Linked DNA regions of Homo sapiens: region 1 is linked to region 2. A link is a loop called in an ENCODE intact Hi-C map of the cell type or tissue named here. Cell type or tissue: endothelial cell of umbilical vein. All regions are shown on one strand. Links, peaks and the distances in the headings refer to the core of each region. The heading gives the core; the rest is flanking DNA.

The links. A loop is a pair of places that touch in the nucleus more often than their neighbours do. Peaks named below come from ENCODE experiments on the same cell type or tissue, not always from the same donor. Only the 100,000 strongest peaks of a DNase experiment are listed, where the experiment ranks them.
Region 1: a loop joins it to region 2, with 7 times the contacts of the local background. A loop is called at or near these places in 1 of 110 quality-filtered maps.

Annotation. Positions count from the first base shown.
Region 1 is chr7:50,495,644-50,498,863 of GRCh38, forward strand. The region is part of intron 8 of DDC (dopa decarboxylase); the gene reads right to left. Among named protein-coding and RNA genes, the nearest start is that of DDC-AS1, 35 kb to the right of the region's middle. RefSeq lists an enhancer at 901-2,365. In endothelial cell of umbilical vein, for the core only: no CTCF peak of the experiment used is centred there; DNase peaks (open chromatin) are centred at 1,528 and 2,508; H3K27ac peaks cover 2,500 bases.
Region 2 is chr7:50,836,253-50,840,793 of GRCh38, forward strand. No RefSeq gene overlaps it. Among named protein-coding and RNA genes, the nearest start is that of GRB10, 56 kb to the left of the region's middle. RefSeq lists an enhancer at 2,027-3,226. In endothelial cell of umbilical vein, for the core only: no CTCF peak of the experiment used is centred there; a DNase peak (open chromatin) is centred at 1,929; H3K27ac peaks cover 2,421 bases.

The DNA.
Region 1 (3,220 bases), core at 515-3,014, 340 kb before region 2:
TATATGTATTTAGAGTTGATTTGTATGTTTTGCTATATCTAGATTATACTCTCATAAAATGGAACAAGAATTTTAAAATTAAAAGTTTATATTCCCAAATGAAAAGCATTTTCAAATTTACATAATCTAATGTGACATAAAATGTATCCATATTATATTTTAAATTACTGGAATATTTGGAAAAATCAGAATTGTCCTTCACAAGCACAACGTACAGGAATTGTACTGATTTGGCCTGTGGAATACTTCATGCTTGAAGTTCCTTCCACTTGCTGAGCTAGCAAAGTTCTCAGACTACACGTGTCATGATAAACAGTGGGAAAGAGGAAATTTTATTACTAATCTACAGTAGATAGGGGTAAACCCAGTTTTCATTTAATTGATGGGTTCTTTTGCCAGCATTGCTGTAACATATCAACAATTCTCCTCATTTACCTAAATGCTTCTCTCTCTTTTTTTTTTTTTGAGCGACAGGGTCTTACTTTGTTGCCCAGGCTGGACATGAACACAGCTCACTGCAGCCTCAACCTCCCAAGCTCAAGTGATCCTCCTGCCTTAGCTTCCTAAGTAGCTGGGACTACAGGCGTGTGCCACCACACACAGCTAATTTTTAAAATTTTGTTTGTAGAGACAGTGTGTCTCATTACGTTGCCCAGGCTGATCTCGAACTCTTGGGCTTAAGCCGTCCTCTTGCCTCAGCCTCCCAAAGTACTGGGATTACAGGTGTGAGCCACTGCACCCCGACCAGCTCCTTTATTTTTAAAGTTCATTGTATTCCTAACAGCTACAGGCTCCCGTAGCTGGAAGATCCTGGGTAAAAACTGTGAACAACCGGCTCTGGCTGCATGCATCAGTGTTAGGGGCTACCTTATTTTCAAGGAGAAAATAAGAGGTTTAAACCACCAAGAGTGGCAGAGGAGGACACTCTGCATTTTCCCTGAGCTGTCATAAATGGTGCTTTCTTTTTCAAATGCATGTCCTGGTTTATCACCTGACTGGTGAACAGGAACAGGGTCCACCTTAATGGCCAGGGATTTGGCCATGCGGCTGGATTCATAATTGATACCGAAATAAAGGTGGCTGTTGCAGTGAGGCGCCAGTCTGGCCGACTCTCCTACTGGGAAACTTTTCAGTCTTCCCAAGGCCCTAGGGCACCTCCTGTCTACTTGGTTTCAGGGATGTGCACCGAGGAGGCAGCAGAAGCTTGAGGGACCTGGGGGGCGTCCTGGGAGGCATTTGGTTGGTGGATGACAACTTTCCACTGCTCTGGAGACCCAGGTTCATTTCCTTCTAGGTTTTAATAAAAGTAATTTTGAGAAAAGGACAGGAAATTACAGCAAGTTTCATTTGTTGATAAAAGGAGACAAAAGGTTAAAGAGGAGCTCTGTTTGCTAGGAGTCTTATGAGTTCCCTCCTATGGGGCTGATCTGTTTAAACTTCTCTCATTACCCAGCAGTGATATTTTCCTCCTGCCAACCGGAGAGAAAGGCTCTTATCTCCAAGGGCAGGGCCACAACAGGATATTGCAGCCTCCTTATCTGCCCCACTGAGACGCACAGCCCTCAGCTGGGCATGGAAAGAGTCGGGAGCAATAATGCAAGAAAAATGGCAGTGACTCATTGTACAGCATGAAATCCTGTCTGTTGCTGATAGGATCTGGCTGGAAAGCCCATTGCTGTGGTGGTCTGACAATGAGGCACCCTTCTATGAAAGATGAAACCTCAAGTTGTCAGTTCTTGGGGAAAAGAAGAGCAGTGGTAGGAAAAGATCACGAACCCTAAACCTGATACCCAGAGTTAGAAAAGAGCATCAAGCTCAGGCCAGCCGTGGGGAGGGCACATAAATCCCAGAGGACTGCTTAGCCCTTCCTCCCTTGAAACTGTCCCAGGACAGATGTTTCAAATAATGGAGATTATCTCCATCATGCCATGCATTTATATGATACAGAGATTTACTCTTCGTTTCCCAGCACCAAACACGCACCAAACTAGCTACCGGCAATGAACTATATCAGCTGGGTACTGGCATCACATTATGAGAACTTCTCATATACTATACCCTCTCTCCAGTGCGTACATAGGTCTTTGGAAGCTCCATTTACCCCCAAGGATCCATCATGTAAGTCCTAGGTTGTATTAAGTACTCAACAAGTAATTATTGAATGAATGAGTGAATGATTGTGATGCAGACATAAACCAGAATACTACTTCATTGATTAGTAGTAAGAGGATTATTCTTTCCAAAGATGGGGACATTTGTATTCTATACCTCTGGTACCCTCTTTTCTGGTATTACAGCATTATGAGAATTCAAAGTTGTAATTAGAATAGTGATTAGCAAACCTGACATGCAAGCAGAGGAAGCTGTCAAGGGAAAGTTTTTCTAAGACGTAGTAGAAAATCACAAAAGCACCTAATGCAATTTCAGTATTTACTGTCTGCCAGGCACTGTTTTTAAGCCCTTAAAACATGATTAACTCATCTACTCCTGGCGACAATCCCACACCGGATGTATTCTTATGAAATCTATTTTCTGGAGGATAGGGAGGATATCTAACTCGCCCAAGGGTACACAGCTAGTCTTAAGGATAAATCTAGGATTCAAACCAAGGAGTCTAATGCAGAGGACTGTGCCCTTCATCTGCCATCACACATGGGTGAGGTCTCACGACACCTCCTGCCCCTTGGCAGAAAGCATTTCTTTCTTGGCCAGTGCCACAGCTCCCCTGCTTTGCTACCTCCTTCTCTTGGAAACACTGCCAAAGACTGCCTCTCAGGACCCTCTATGGCATTCAAAGCTGAGTTCTTGGGGAGAAGAGACTTCCTACCCTATGAGCCACCACCAACAATGAAATCCCGCTTGAGTCTGAAATAACACACCACAGTATATCAATAAGGTCATTTTTTTGTGTTAAGTCTGTACCAATTTACATTCTGTTGCTTTTTGGAGAAGCGGAGTGCTGGTCAATAATTTTGATTGCTACTTCTCAAAAGAAGCAGGCATTTCACTTAGCATTAAAGATCATGCTTTACAATTTCCAGAAGACTGCCTAGGGGCATTTAAATGCATTGGTAGCTTCTCGTTCAATATTGGTTAAAGTGAATATCATGTTCAGATGTATGGGCAGAACATGACTGTCATATTGAACCAGATTGTATGGAATTGCGGGTTGGTATTTTAAATTACTCTTTTGAGTTTAAGTTCATTAAGATTTTATTTT
Region 2 (4,541 bases), core at 828-3,327:
GGTTCAAGTTTCCACTCATCAGTGGCTTCATCTTTATCCTGTGGCCAGCTCCCTGAGGTAGGGCTTAGCCTAGCCTGTGACCAAATGGGTCATCTTGAGTCTATCAGCTCCTGAGGTCTAAGCTGAAAACTTATATGTGAAGTCCCATTGGCTTTCAAGGGAGGCCGAACTTCTATGATCAAGTTAATCATTCGCTTTGCCTTGTTTCAGACCAGTGAGACCCCAAGAGGACAAGACGGTCAAGAGGTGGAATTTGCATACCAAAATCCACCCTGAATCATCAACTGTTCTGTGGTGATTATTTTATAGGTTTTTGTGAAGATTAAATCAGATGGCATATGTCAGGTGCCTGGAATGTGCTGAAGCTGGCACAAGATACATGTTCAAATTCCCTCCATCCCATCTAAGGACACGTACCTGTGGTGAACCATAGACCCTGGTCACAGCTTTGCTTAGGGACAGGTCTGTCCAGCACCAGGAGGTTCAAGCTCAGAGAAAGAGAAGGGAGTTGGCCTAGAAATCCCAGCAGTGATTGACAGGAGAGACCCCCTGGTGGGTGGGACTCCATCACATGTGCCAGTTTCCAGGTGTCTGTGGCAGAAGGCACAGAAGGAACCCACAGATGGGGTAAGAGTGCTGGCTCCCTCCCACCCTTGTTCATGTCTATCTAGGCTGTTCTCTGCACAGCAACCTGAGTGGGCCTGTTATGTGTAGCATGTCCCTTGTCCACTAAAAACTCTCTGATGATTTCCCTTTATCCTGAGTGGAAACCAAAGTCTTTACAATGGCTCGTAAGTCTCTCCTTGATCTTACACCCCTTGATCTCTCTGACTCCATCTCCTATCCCTCTCTGCATTGCTATGCCTGCATATGCCAGGTAGGTGCCCACAACTTGGCCTCTACATGTACTCTTTCCTCATCCTCTAACTTCCCACATGGATGATGGCATGGTCACCCCCTTCCTGCCCTGGTCTCCACTCAGATGCCACCTTCTCAGTAGCCCTCCCTCGCCATTTTCTGCTTTATTATTTTTTTTTATCATGGCACTTATCCTCAGCTAACCTGGAATCATCAACTGTATAGAGCTAACACACTCTATATATTACTCATATATCTCTTGCTCATTTTGTTTCTGTGATTTCTTCTGCCTTGAAAATAAACTCCATGAGGGTAGGAATATTTGACCTTTTGTCTACTTTTAGTGCTGTATCCCCAGTAGTCCTGGCACATAGTCAGCAAACAAAAATTGAATGAATGAAATAAATGAATGTCCTGAGAAGAGAGAGGCTACCATCCCCAACCTGCCCTATTAGCCCGTCCAGCTGCAGATGGAAAGACCTCAAGTCTAACTGCAGCCAAGCTCATTGCAACCAAGTAGGTGCAGGTTATACAAGCCCCATACCTGTGCTAAATGGTCTGTATGACAGCAGGAAGCAGAACCCGGGCAAAAGTAACAGGAGCTATTTACTGGAAAACTGTAAAAGTAATCATCATATGAATGAGGTATCAGGAAACTAACAATTCAATGTATGCTCATGGACCAGGGTTGGGAATAAATGAAAGAAATAGAAGGCCTGCCAGAGATCCCCGAGCACACGTTTAAAAGAAAGAAACTGCAAAATTGAATGTGGTGATATCATAGAAGTAAGACCATAAAAGACTATAAAAACATAACCTCACTGTGGGTTATAAGATTCTTGGACATCATTAAAAAGAACCATGAAAATGGAGCTACTTGGTAGGGATCCAGTTGGAATAAGAACTAAAGTGGTCTCCCTCTGCCTCGATGTCTGTGACCAGAGGCGGTCTCTCTGAATGGAGTATGTGCAGCGGATGTGAGTGAGTGCGTGTGAAGAAAATTTCCCAACAGCTCATTCAGTGCACGGGGAAGACAGTTCCATGAAGGCAAGGCCTGAGTGTCTCTTTTGACTGCTTTGTTCCCATTGTCGGCTCAAAGCCGGACGTGTCACTGACGCTTAGTCAATGTTTATAGAATGAGTTCATACTGAAAATCAGACTTCATTGCCATCGGTGCCTTCTTTCCTGAGCTGTTTCTCAAGGGCTCCAATATGGAGAATTCTTCCTGGCTCCTTTGACATTCTAAGAAGTACGTGTGTGTGCCTGTGTGTGTGCACATGCAAGAGTCTGGAGTTCATTTTAGGGCCAAGAGCCTGGTGTCCAAGCATCTAGGTTGGTCTCTTGGCTGGTTGGTTGTACTTTGCCTCCACAGCCAGCTTTTGTCAGTGAGAGAAAAATGGCACAGGAGCCAAGAGTTAGGTTCAAATTTCAGTTCAGCGGGGTCCTCTCTGTGTGACCTCAGACAAGTTACTGCATTTCTCTGGGACTCCATTTCCTTACCCATAATGGAGAAGTGAGGGTTCTTCTCTCGTAGGGCTGAGCTTGGGATTGAGTGAGGCAATCCAGGTAAAGTACTTAGGCATGTGCTTGGCACTTGAGAAGTGCTCGCTAAGGGGTTCATTCTTATGTTCCCTGTGAAGAAGGCAAAGGAGAGGTTATATAAGATGAGTCCACTAGCTCCTCTGTGCAGGCAGAGCAGAGAAGGAAGAGATGAGACTTGTCTTACAGGTGGAACTTGGAGTGGGTCAGGATTTGATGTCTTCTGGGAACAGGAAGACCGTATGAAGTTACTTCCAAACACATCAGACACTAAAGGAATGAGCCAAGACCAAGTCTATCAGAGACAGCCCGCTTTCAAATAGGGAAGGATGGGTAAGTTGAAGGAGCCCGACATACGCACCAGGGTCTAGGTGATAAGAGTTCAGAGTTCAGGTGGAAATAGAGCCAAGAAGCAGCCAGTTTTAGAACGGAAGGGAGGTGGGTGGAGGGGCTGGGCCTGAGCTGTTGCCTCGAATGCCGTCACCTACTGGCTCCTGGCGGGCTTGTGCTTGAGTCAGAATTACTTAAAAGGTCAGGGACAGGGCACACAATAAAATAAAACAGCAAGGCAGCCCAAGGAACTCTCTGGTGAGCTCAGATTTAAATAGCACATGAATAAAACGGAGAGAAATGGCATCATATTCTCTGGGGAATAGGAGAGGCATGTGAGTTTATGACAATAGCACTAGGAAGACTAAGGCCTGATGTGTACTGGGGTTACAGAAACTCCTAAGGCAACAAAAAGAGCTAGGAGAGAAGAACAAGGATGAAGCAGGTCTGTGGCTTGTGGCCTGTAGGGCAATCAGGACAGATGGCGAAAATGACACACACACAAAAACCAGATGACAACAACAACAACAACAAATAAGACAACTCTTTCGCCGTAAGTCAAGCAGAACATTCCAGCACCATGGTGTGGGGAAGATGAATCCCATGGAAGAACGAGCAGGTCAGGGAGAACCTTCCTCCAAAGCAGCTGCTCTCAGGATGCATCCTTGTGATGAGTTTTGTGGGACCTGCATGGAATTGCAAGTTTAAAGTGGAAACCAAATATTTTAAAATCCACATGTTTCTTCTTTTAAAACAAAAACAAAAGAACCCTGGCATTTCTGGTGTTTCTTGCAAAGTTAGGCAATTTGGCAATGTTGGGCACTTCTTCCTGGATGGCAAAATCGGATGGGTGCCGCTAACTTTCAATGGGTGTCACCAGTTCCTCACTGTCTCCCTCCCACCCACCACCCATGCTTGGGTCCTATAGACATCTGAGTTTGGGATCCCTGATATAAGTGCTCTAAATCCATCCAAGTCTCCTGACATAATCCCCAGGGACTGAGAGACCTTGAAATTGACAACATTGAACTTCTGTGGATGATCTGGAAGGAATCCTAGAGAACCTAAGTGGTGCTATGAAACTGAAAATGAACAGTATCATTGCAATTCTCAAAAACAACAAAGAGAGAGAGATTCTATGGAGAAGATGGAGAGATGCTCTGAGCAGAAATATGATCAGGTAGATTTTTAGGTTTCAGCACCAAAGGATAATCCTGGAATGAAGTTTCTAGGACTATGGCAAGGGCTATATCCGCAAACCTGACCTTCTTTTCACCTTTTCCCCCAATGATTTGGAGAAAGATAAGGAAGTTACAAATATCAAAAAATGTATGTAACACAAACCTGAAAAGAATCATTCAAAGTGAACAACTGTTATTGGGCTACAGTCCCCACCCCACTGTCCTTGTGCAGGCTGGCATGGGTGGGATTATAGAACAGCACATGAGCATAAAAATAGAGTTAGGGTTTAGATCACAGCAGGTAAGCAAGATTTAATCATGTGGTTGCCAAAATGGCCAATCTGATCTTCAGCTGCTTGATTAAAATTGTAATACCTAGAATGAGGAAAAAATTTCCAGTCTACTGGGGACATATGTCAACCACAGCACAGGTGTTCATTTCAAACAGTTCCTTTCTGCTTTTTATCCCAACTTTTTATTATAACAAATTTCAAACATATAGAAAAGTTGAAATTATACTACAATGAACACTTGTATGTTTACCACATAGAAACAACAGTTTTTAACAATTTGCCGTATTTGCTTTATTCATTCATATGTGTGTATGTTAGAATATATGTATATATCTGTATA